2 separate regions of the Homo sapiens genome follow, and region 2 is linked to region 1. A link is an interaction called in ENCODE POLR2A ChIA-PET data of the cell type or tissue named here. Cell type or tissue: K562. All regions are shown on one strand.

Region 1 (5,000 bases):
ACATTTGTGTACAAATCTTTGTATGGACATTCGTTTTTTATTTTTCTTGAGTAGATCCCTAGAAGTGGAATTACAGAGTTGTATGATAAGTTTATGTTTAACATTTTAAGATACTGCCAAACTGTTTTCCAAAGTGTAAGCAATATGTAAGCCTTCCAGTTTCCCAATATCCTCACTGATACTTGTCTATCTTTCTGATTTCACTCATAACAGTAGGGATTGCTAGGCATGGTGGCTCACACCTGTAATCCTAGCACTTTGGGAGGCCAAGGCTGGAGGATTGCTTGAGCCCAGAAGTTTGAGACCAGCCAGGGCAATACAGTGAAACCTTGTCTCTAAAAAAATAATAATTTTTTTTTTTTTTAGATGGAGTCTCTCTCTGTCACCCAGGCTGGAGTGCAGTGGCACAATCTTGGCTTACTGCAACCTCTGCCTCCTGAGTTCAAGCGATTCTCCTGCCTCAGCCTCCTGAATAGCTGGGATTACAGGCACGTGCCACCACGCCCGGCTAATTTTTGTATTTTTAGTAGAGACTGGGTTTCACCATGTTGGTCAGGCTGGTCTCAAATTCCTGACCTTGTGATCTGCCTGCCTCGGCCTCCCAAAGTGCTGGGATTACAGGCATGAGCCACTGCACCTGGCCAAAAAAAAAAAAAAAATTATTATAATAATTTAAAACAGTGGGAGTGAAGTGGTTCATTGTGGTTTCCCTAATGGCTAGTGCTATTGAGCATCTTTGGTTTGTTAGCCATTCTTATATCTTCTTTAGTGAAGTGCCTACTCAAATATTTTATGTATTTTTTAACTGGACAATCTTCTTATATCAACTTGTAAGAGTTCTTTATATATTCTAGATTTAGGTTCTTTAACAGAAGCATGATTTGCAAATATTGTCTTCCTGTCTATGACTTTATGACTTGTCTTTTCATTTTTCATAATGATGTCTTTTCTTTTTCCCCCAGAAACAAGGTCTCACTCTGTTGCCCAGCCTGGAGTGTAGTGGCACTGATCATAGCCCACCATAACCTCAAACTCCTAGGCTCAAGCAATCCTCCCATATTAGCTTCTCAAGTAGCTGAGACTACAGGTGCACACCACCACTCCCAGCTAATTTTGTTTTAATTCTTTTAGAGATGGGATCTCTATATGTAGCCCAGGCTGGCCTGGAACTCTTGGCCTCAAGCCATCCTCCCACCTCAGCCTCTCAAGTAACTGGGATTACAGGTGCAAGCCACCCTTGCCAGGGCTTAATGTATTTTGAAGGGAAAAAAATTTATTTTAAGTTCAATGAAATCCTATTTATCTTTTTTTAAATACCATATGCTTTTGGTGTTATAACTAAGAATTATTTTACCAAAGTCTATTTTCTATTATGTTTTCTTCAGAAGTTTATAGGTTTAGCTCTTATATGTAAGTCTATGATCCATTTCGAGTTATTTTTTGTGCACAGTGTGAGAGGTATAGGTCTGTATTAATCTTCTTGTGGCTGGGTGTGGTGGCTTCTGCCTGTAATCCCAACACTTTGAGAGGCTGAGGTGGGAGGATTGCTTGAGCCCAGGAGTTTGAGACCACCCTGGGCAACATGGCAAAACCCTGTCGCTACAAAAAATACAAAAAAAAAAAATTAACTGGGCATGGTGGTGTGCACTTGTAGTCCCAGGTACTTTGGAGGCTGAGGTGGGAGGATCAATTAAGCCTGGGAGGTTGAGGCTGCAGTGAGCTGTGATCTTGCCACTGAGCAGTAGCCTGGGCAACAAAGCAAGACCCTGTCTCAAAAAAAATTTTTTTTTTGCATGTGAATGTTCAAATGGTGAAACAAACTTTTGTTGTATTAGCCACTGCAGTTTGGAGTTGTCTGCTACCCAGCATATTTTAGCCTACTCTGACTGATACAATCTAGATTTGTTAATACAGGCATACCTGTATTAATCTGCAGGATCGGTAGCAGACCACCACAAAAAGCAAATAGTCACATGAATTTTTTTGGTTTCTCAGTACATATAAAAGTCATGTTTACACTATACTGTAGTCTATTAAGTGTTCAATAGCATTATTTCTTTAAACAAATCTTAATTTAAAAATACTTTATTGCTAAAAAAAAATGTTAAAAATTATCTGAGCCTTCAGCAAGTCATAGTCTTTTTGCTGATGGAGGGTCTTGCTTCCATGTTGACGGCTGCTGACTGATCAGGGTGGTGATTGCTAAAGGTTTGTGGGGTGGCTGTGGCAATTTCTTAAAACAAGACAACAATGAAGTGTGCTACATCGATTGACTGTTCCTTTCACAAAAGATTACTTGGTAGCATATGATGCTGTTTGATAGCATTTTACTCACAGTAGAACTTTCAAAAATTGGCTGGGTCAGGTGGCTCACACCTGTAATCCCAGCACTTTGGAAGGTTGAGGCAAAAGGGTTACTTAAGTCCAGGAGTTCCAGACCAGCCTAGGTACCATGGCGAGACCCCTTCACTACAAAAAATAAAAATAATAAAAATAAATTAGCTAGGCATGGTGTTACATGTCAGTAGTCCCAGATACTTGGGAGACTGAGGAGGGAAGATGGCTTGAGCCTGGGAGGTCAAGGCTGCAGTGAGTTGTGTTCATGCCACTGCACTCCAGCCTGGAGTGAGACTTTTTTTTTTTTTTTTTTTGAGGCGGAGTTTCGCTCTTGTTTCCCAGGCTGGAGTGCAATGGTGTGATCTTGGCTCATTGCAACCCCCGCCTCCTGGGTTCAAGCAATTATACTGCTTCAGCCTCCCTAGTACCTGGGATTACAGGTGCCTACCACCACACCCAGCTAATTTTTTGTATTTTTAGTAGAGACAGCATTTCATTATGTTGGCCAGGCTGGTCTCGAACTCCTGACCTCAGGCGATCCACCCACCTCAGCCTCCCAGAGTGATGGGATTACAGGCATGAGCCACCATGCCCGGCTGACCCTGTCTCAAAAAAAAAAAAAAAAAAAAATTGGAGTCAATCCTCTCAAACCCTGCTGCTTTATCATCTAAGTTTATATAATATTCCAAATCCTTTCTCATAATTTATTTATTTATTTTTTTGAGATGGACTCTCACTCTGTCACCTAGACTGGAGTGCAATGGCCCAATCTCCACTCACTGCAACCTCTGCCTCCCAGGTTCAAGCGATTCTCCTGCCTCAGCCTCCTGAGTAGCTGGGATTACAGGCACGTGCCACCATGCCTGGCTAATTTTTGTATTTTTAGTAGAGACGGGGTTTCACCATGTTAGCCAGGCTGGTCTTCAACTCCTGACCTCAAGTGATCCACCCACCTCAGCCTCCCATAGTGCTGGGATTACAGGTGTGAGGCACCATGCCCAGCCTGTCATTTCAACAATGTTCACAGCATCTTCACTGGAGTAGGTTTCATCTCAAGAAACCACTTTCCTTAGAACAGTGATTGCCAAGGGCTGGGGGAGGGGATGTGTTAGCCCATTCTCACGTTGCCATAAAGATCTACCTGAGACTGTGTAATTTATAAAGAAAAGAGGTTTAATTGACTCACAGTTCCACAGGCTATATGTGAAGCATGGCTAGGGAGGCCTCAGGAATTATGGTGAAAGGTGAAAGGGAGGTAAGCACATCCTCACAAGGCCAGCAGGGGATAGAGAGAGAGAGCCAGAGGGAAGGTGCTACATACTTTTAAACAATCAGATCTTGTGAGAACTCACTATCATGAGAACAGCAAGGGGGAAATCTGCCCCCATGATCCAATCATCTCCCACCAGGCCCCTCCCCCAACACTGGGGATGACAATTCAACATGAAATTTGAGTGGGGACCCAGAGCCAAATCATATCGGGAAGGATAAGAAGTGAGTAACAGCTTAATGGGTATGGGGTTTCCCTTTGGTGTAATGAAAATGTTTTGGAACTAGATAGAGGAGATGATTGCACAAGTGTGAATGTACTAAATGCCATTGAACTATTCACCTTAAAATGGTTACTTTTATGTTACCTGGATTTTACTTCAATTTTTAAAATACTTGAAAAGAAAAAAGAAACCACTTTCTTTGCTCATTCATGAGAAGCAACTCCTCATCTGTTCAAGTTTGATCATAAGATTGTAGCAATTAAGGCATATCTTCAGCCTCCACTTCTAATTCTAGTTCTCTTGCTCTTTCTACCACATCTGCAGTGACTTCCTCCACTGAAGGACTCCCTCCAAGTCATCCATGAAATTTAGGATCAACTTCTTCCAAACTCCTGTTAATGTTGATATTTTGACCTCCTCCCATGAATCGTGAATATTCTTTTTTATTTGTTATTTTTTATTTATTTATTTTATTTTTTTGAGAAGAAGTCTTGCTCTGTCGCCCAGGCTGAAGTGCAGTGGCGCAATCTCGGCTCACTGCAAGCTCTGCCTCCCGGGTTCACGCCATTCTCCTGCCTCAGCCTCCCAAGTAGCTGGGACTACAGGCGCCCACTGCCACGCCTGGCTAATTTTTGTATTTTTAGTAGAGACGGGGTTTCACTGTGTTAGCCAGGATGGTCTCGATCTCTTGACCTCATGATCCGCCCACCTTGGCCTCCCAAAGTGCTGGAATTACAGGTGTGAACCACTGCGCCCAGCTGAATCGTGAATATTCTTAATGGCATCTAGAATGGTGAATCCTTTCCAGGTGGTTTTCAATTTACTTTGCCCAGATACATCAGAGGAAACACTATCTAAGGTAGCCATCACCTTACAAAATGTATTTCTTAAATAATAAGACTTGAAAGTCAAAATTAATCCTTGATTCACAGCTGCTGAATGGATGTTGTGTTAGCAGGCATGAAAACAACATTCATCTCCTTGTACAACATTCATCTTCATCAGAGCTCCTGGGCAACTAGGTGCATTGTCAATGAACAGTAATATTTTGAAAGAAATCTTTTTCTCTGAGCAGTAGGTCTCAACAGTGGGCTTAAAATATTCAGTAAACCATGCTATAATCAGATGCGCGGTTGTCTGCTTTGTTGTTCCATTGGTAGAGCACAGGTA
Region 2 (5,000 bases), 290 kb after region 1:
TATTGCTCAGGCTAGTCTTAAACTCCTGATCTTAAATGATCCGCCGGCCTCAGCCTTCCAAAGTGTTTAGATTATAGGCGTGAGCCACCGTGCTTGGCTCAGTCTTCCTCTCTTGAAGCAATCAATGTTATTAGTTTTATGTGGGCCATCCCATGTCTTATCATTATTAATTCAGGTGCTTACAAAAGGCTCTTTGAGAACTGTTTTAAAGGTTACCCAAAGAATCTTGTGACAACCCAGCTAAAATGATATAAAATCAGTTTTAACATAACTGAAGTTTTTAGATTCTGATTCCAAATGTCAGATGGTGACATTTTACCTTTCTCTGACTTTATGCCAAATTTAGTTTAAGTTTTAGCATCTATAATTTTCATTTACTGAACAAATATATATTTAACAAATATGAAAATACAACCATGAAACAAACAAAATCAAATCCTGGACTTAAGGAGCTAATAGTAAAAAATTCACCAATATAACTACCCAATTACAGTTTCATGCGATGTGAAAGGAGTAAGAGACCACCATAGGGAGGTCAGAAGATGCTTCTCAGAGGTGGATACTAGAGCCGTTGTCAAAGGATGAGGACTGGGAGAACTTTCTGGGCACAGAGCAAAGCATGAGTAAAAGCTCTGTTGAGGCCAGGAAGCCGGTAAATAGGGAATAAAAGAGGCTAGCGTGGCTGGAGCACAGACAGCAGGGTGGAATTGGTCTGAGCAGTGAGAAGAGGTGGAGAGGTGGGCAAGGCACCTGGCCATTCAGGGCTTGGTTAGTTAGGAGGGTTTTTTCTAAGAGAATGGGAAAGTGTTTAAGTGGTTTAGGCTGGGAAGTGACAGGGTCACACTGTTATTTTGAAAAAGTCACTCTGCCTGTTGTGTTGAGATTAGAGAGGGGATAAAGGGAATATGGGTAAACCACAAGAAGACTAGGTCAGTAATCCCTCCACCCCCACTCCCCAGGTGAAGGTAGCCTAGACTAGGGTGGTGATGGAGGAAATAGGAGAGGACAGATTCAAGGACCATTTGTAAGGGAAAAACCAATAGAATTTGCTGACGGATGGAATATAAGAGGGGAGAGGTACATTATCAAGGATGTAGCTTAGTTTTCTTATACAAGGATTGAGTTGCAATAAAATTGTTAATTGAAATTTCTTTAAATAATGGCACAACCTAAAGTTATGCAAACATATGCCTCAGATAAAAGTTCAAGTTTTCAAAGTTTTTAGCTGGGTGGAGGGCATGGCTTTACTTCCTATTTCTTGGTATTTCCTAATCTTGTTGAAAAAAAAGTAAGGTTTTTTTTTTTTTTTTTTTCTGAAATGCTTAGTTCAGTGGAAACCCATCTGCGAATTCTGTCTTATAAATTTAAATTTAAAAATAGGGATACTAATTTCTAGACAAATAATTCCGGAGTTTCTTGTGCTGCTAATTATTATAATTTTTGTCCCTTTTTTTTTTTGAGACAGAGTATCGTTCTGTCGCCCAGGCTGGAGTGCAGTGGCGCGATCTTGGCTCACTGCAACCTCCACCTCCGTGGTTCAAGCAATTCCCCTGCCTCAGCCTCCAGAGTAGCTTGGCTGGGAGTACAGGCGCACGCCACGACGCCGGGCTATTTTTTTTTTTTGTATTTTTAGTAGAGACGGGGTTTCACCATGTTGGCCAGATTGGTCTCCAACTCCTGACCTCAGGCAATCCGCCCGCCTCGGCCTCCCAAAGTGTTGGGATTACAGGTGTGAGCCACCGCGCCCGGCTGTCACTTCTAAACATATAATGAAAGTAATCTGTATTGCCTTTTTACTTTTTCTTGCCTGCTTTTCCTGGACCAGAAATTAATAGGCTGTTTCCGTCCCAAACAAAGTACTTTCCTTCTAAGAATGTCTTCGTTGACGCTGGAGGGCTGCCCGGCTGAATCTTACGTATTCGTGCCCATGTTCTGCCCCCTGCAGTAGTCTGCATAAACCCAATGCGAAGACACGTGTAAGAGTACATTACAATTACAAGTGTCATTTACGCGTTGATTATTGTTTTTGCGAGTGCCCTAAGGCCACCTCTGGGGGAGCTCGGGGCTGCCTTCCGAAGCATGCGCGTCAGCACCGCGTGCCAGGGCCCTGAAAGTCAGGCTCCGCGTCGGTGCGGCAGCGCGAGGCCTGCAGTCCTAAGCTCGGGGTCGCTTCGGGCCCCCGAGGGGGTGTGTCTTCTACCGTTTTAACATGGAAGGGGCGGTTCCAGTGGCCGGGGAAGTCGGCGACTTGCAGGACTGAAGGCTGGTGCTTTGAAAGAGAGGCGGAGGGCGAGAGCGATTTCCCCGCCTCCTCTGCACTCCGTCCAATCCCTTCGCCTTCTCCTTTTCTCGGCCGGCCCGCCCGGCCCCTAACCTGCTCCAACCCATTCTGCGGTAGAGGCTGCCGGGTCTCTTTAAGGCCCTCCCGCGCCTGCGCCTTGGGCTCTCCTGACGCGGCCGGGCCGGACCCCGGAGGAACCAGCTGGCCAGCTGGCAAGGGGCTGGCTGCAGTTCCGACAGCGGCGGTGCCGGGAGGGGTAGGTGAGGGTCGCGAGGCGGCCCTGAGCTTCTGAGTGAGCGTGGTGCTTTTGGGAACTCGGGACGGGCGACCCGTGGAGCCAGGAGCGGGGCCGAGGCGCTGAGACGCGGCGGCGCGGCTGCCGGCTGGATGGGAAGTTAATGTTTACGGCGAAGTCTACTCAACGTTTCCAAGGTGAGGGGCGCTGCGCCAGGCCGGGCGGGCCGGGAGGCCGGGCGGGCGGTGAGTCCGTGTTCCGCTGGCGCACAGCTGGGCCGAGGCGCGGCGGGCGGGGGCCGCCGCAAGTTTTGCTGTGGGAGCGGGGCGGGCGCGCCTGGCCCCGCCAGGGCCTAAGTTCCCTGCACTCGCTTCCTCGCCTGTCGCCGCCGCCGCCGCCCGCAGCCCTCCTTCTCGTGGGCGCTGGGGAAGAAACTCGTCGGCGGGTCTAACTGTGGCGTCCCAGGGCGGTGGAGGGACGGAGCAGCTTCGGGGGCACGTCCTCGTAAATCCCGTGGAGGACACTGACCCTGCACCCCACCCTCGAGGCCAGAAGTCGGTTCCCTTTGGGGACCTGAGGGGCGAGAGCACTCGCCCCCCTGACTTGCAAAGTTGGCGTCTTTACTTGGCCTCCGGGATTCTGCGCATGGCGTGTCTCCAGGCTGCTGATGGGCAAGACAGATGTGCCAGGTCCAGAATGAACTTGAGAAGAGTTTGTAGCCATTCCTGAATCACCTTATGACTAGTGGGGCAAGCCTCAAATTAACCTCAGGATTTCCGGTAGGTTGGATTGTGGTGTTGGTGTTTCCACTCAAAAGAGTTGCTGTGATTTCCCTGTGTCTGTCTGTCTGTCTGTCTTTGGGGCTTCTTAGATCATCTCATTTGGCATCCTTTCACCCAAGAGTTAAACCAAGCCTTTTGGAATGGTTTCCTCGCTTTCCTCCTATCTATTGCTGGTAGAGCTGCTTTCGAAAAGAAGTATTTTCTTGAAGTGGTATCTTTTCTTTGGGTTACAGTGTTGAATAATAAACTCCTTTCTTTGCCGAAAGAATGAATTCCAGTGCTTACTGAAGTTAAAGAAAAGTGATCTGCTGGTAGTTTTTAATCTTTGTTCTGAGCTGATGTAAGTAACTTTTTTTGTTTTAAAATTTTGTTAGTAGAATTTCACCAGTGTACCAGAAGCTCTTTTTCTTTTTCTTTTCTTTTCTTTTTTTTTTTTTTTTTTGACAGGGAGTCTCGCTCTGTCGCCAGACTGGAGTGCAGTGGCGACGTTGGTTCACTGCAACCTCCACCTCCTGCGTTTAAGCAATTCTCCTGCCTCAGCCCCGCGAGTAGCTGGGACTACAGGCGCGCGCCACCACTCCCAGCTAATTTTTGTATTTTTAGTAGAGATGAGGTTTCACCATGTTGGCCACGATGGTCTTGATCTCTTGACCTCGTGTTCCACCCGCCTCAGCCTCCCAAAGTGTTGGGGTTACAGGCGTGAGCCACCGTGCCCGGCCTTCTTTTTCTTTTCTTTTCTTTTCTTTTTTTTTTTTTTTTTTTTTTTTAAGGCTGAGTCTCACTCTGTTGCCTAGGCTGGATATATTCTCCTGCCTCAGCCTCCCGAGTAGCTGGGATTACAGGCGTACATCACCACGCCCGGCTAATTTTTTTTTTTTTGTATTTTTAGTAGAAACGGGGTTTCACCGTGTTGGTCAGGCTGGTCTCGAACTCCTGACCTCAAATGATCTGCCCGCCTCGGCCTTCGAAAGTGCTGGGATTACAGGCGTGAGCCAGCGCACCTGGCCCAGGTGGTCTTTTTTCTGTTCTAAAATGATAACTACGATTTCCGAGAACTTTGTGTCAAATAAATCTTAGAACTAAGTTATTGAAGTATAGAGAAAAAGTTCACAATTCTAAATGTGCAGGTGGTCTGGGTGCGGTGGCTCACGCATGTGATCCTAGCATTTTGGGAGGCAGAGGCAGGTGGATCACTTGAGCCCAGGAGTTTGAGACCAGCCAGGGCAACGTGGCAAAACCCCATTTTCTACTAAAAATACAAAAATTAGCTGGGTGTGGTTGTGTGCGCTGGTAGTCCGAGCTACCCAGGAGGCTGAGGTGGGAGGATCACCAAAGCCGGGGAGGTCGAAGTTGCAGTGAGCCTTGATCATGCCACTGCACTCCAGCCTGAGCGGCAGAGTGAGACCGTCTTTCAAAAAAAACAAAAACAAAAAACATCGCAGGTAATGAATTTTTACTAAGTGAACCACCAAAGATCAAGAAATAGGACATTACTAGATTGGAGTATGTACGTAGGAGTGGCATTGTTGGTTTTATAGGTACGTGGGTGATAAAACTCTAGTATTAGAAATTGTTGAACATTTTCCCAAAGTGGTTCTACCAATTAGCAGGGAATGTTCCGGTTACCCCACATCCTTGCTGGTGCTTGTCAGTTGAAATTTTTTTTGCTAGTCTAGTAGAGGTACAGTAATATATCAGTGTG

Evidence for each region. Peaks named below come from ENCODE experiments on the same cell type or tissue, not always from the same donor. Only the 100,000 strongest peaks of a DNase experiment are listed, where the experiment ranks them.
Region 2: POLR2A ChIA-PET joins it to region 1 with 10 read pairs; 4 of 35 experiments call an interaction of 5 or more read pairs at or near these places.

Annotation. Positions count from the first base shown.
Region 1 is chr1:93,071,090-93,076,089 of GRCh38, reverse strand. No RefSeq gene overlaps it. Among named protein-coding and RNA genes, the nearest start is that of MTF2, 5.7 kb to the left of the region's middle. In K562, no CTCF peak of the experiment used is centred here; no DNase peak of the experiment used is centred here.
Region 2 is chr1:92,782,549-92,787,548 of GRCh38, reverse strand. EVI5 (ecotropic viral integration site 5) reads left to right here and starts at 2,441. Exons shown (of 20, transcript NM_001350197.2): 1 at 2,441-2,713. RefSeq lists an enhancer at 2,041-2,320 and a silencer at 2,591-2,860. In K562, a CTCF peak has its summit at 2,041; DNase peaks (open chromatin) are centred at 2,368 and 2,748; H3K4me3 peaks cover 2,266 bases.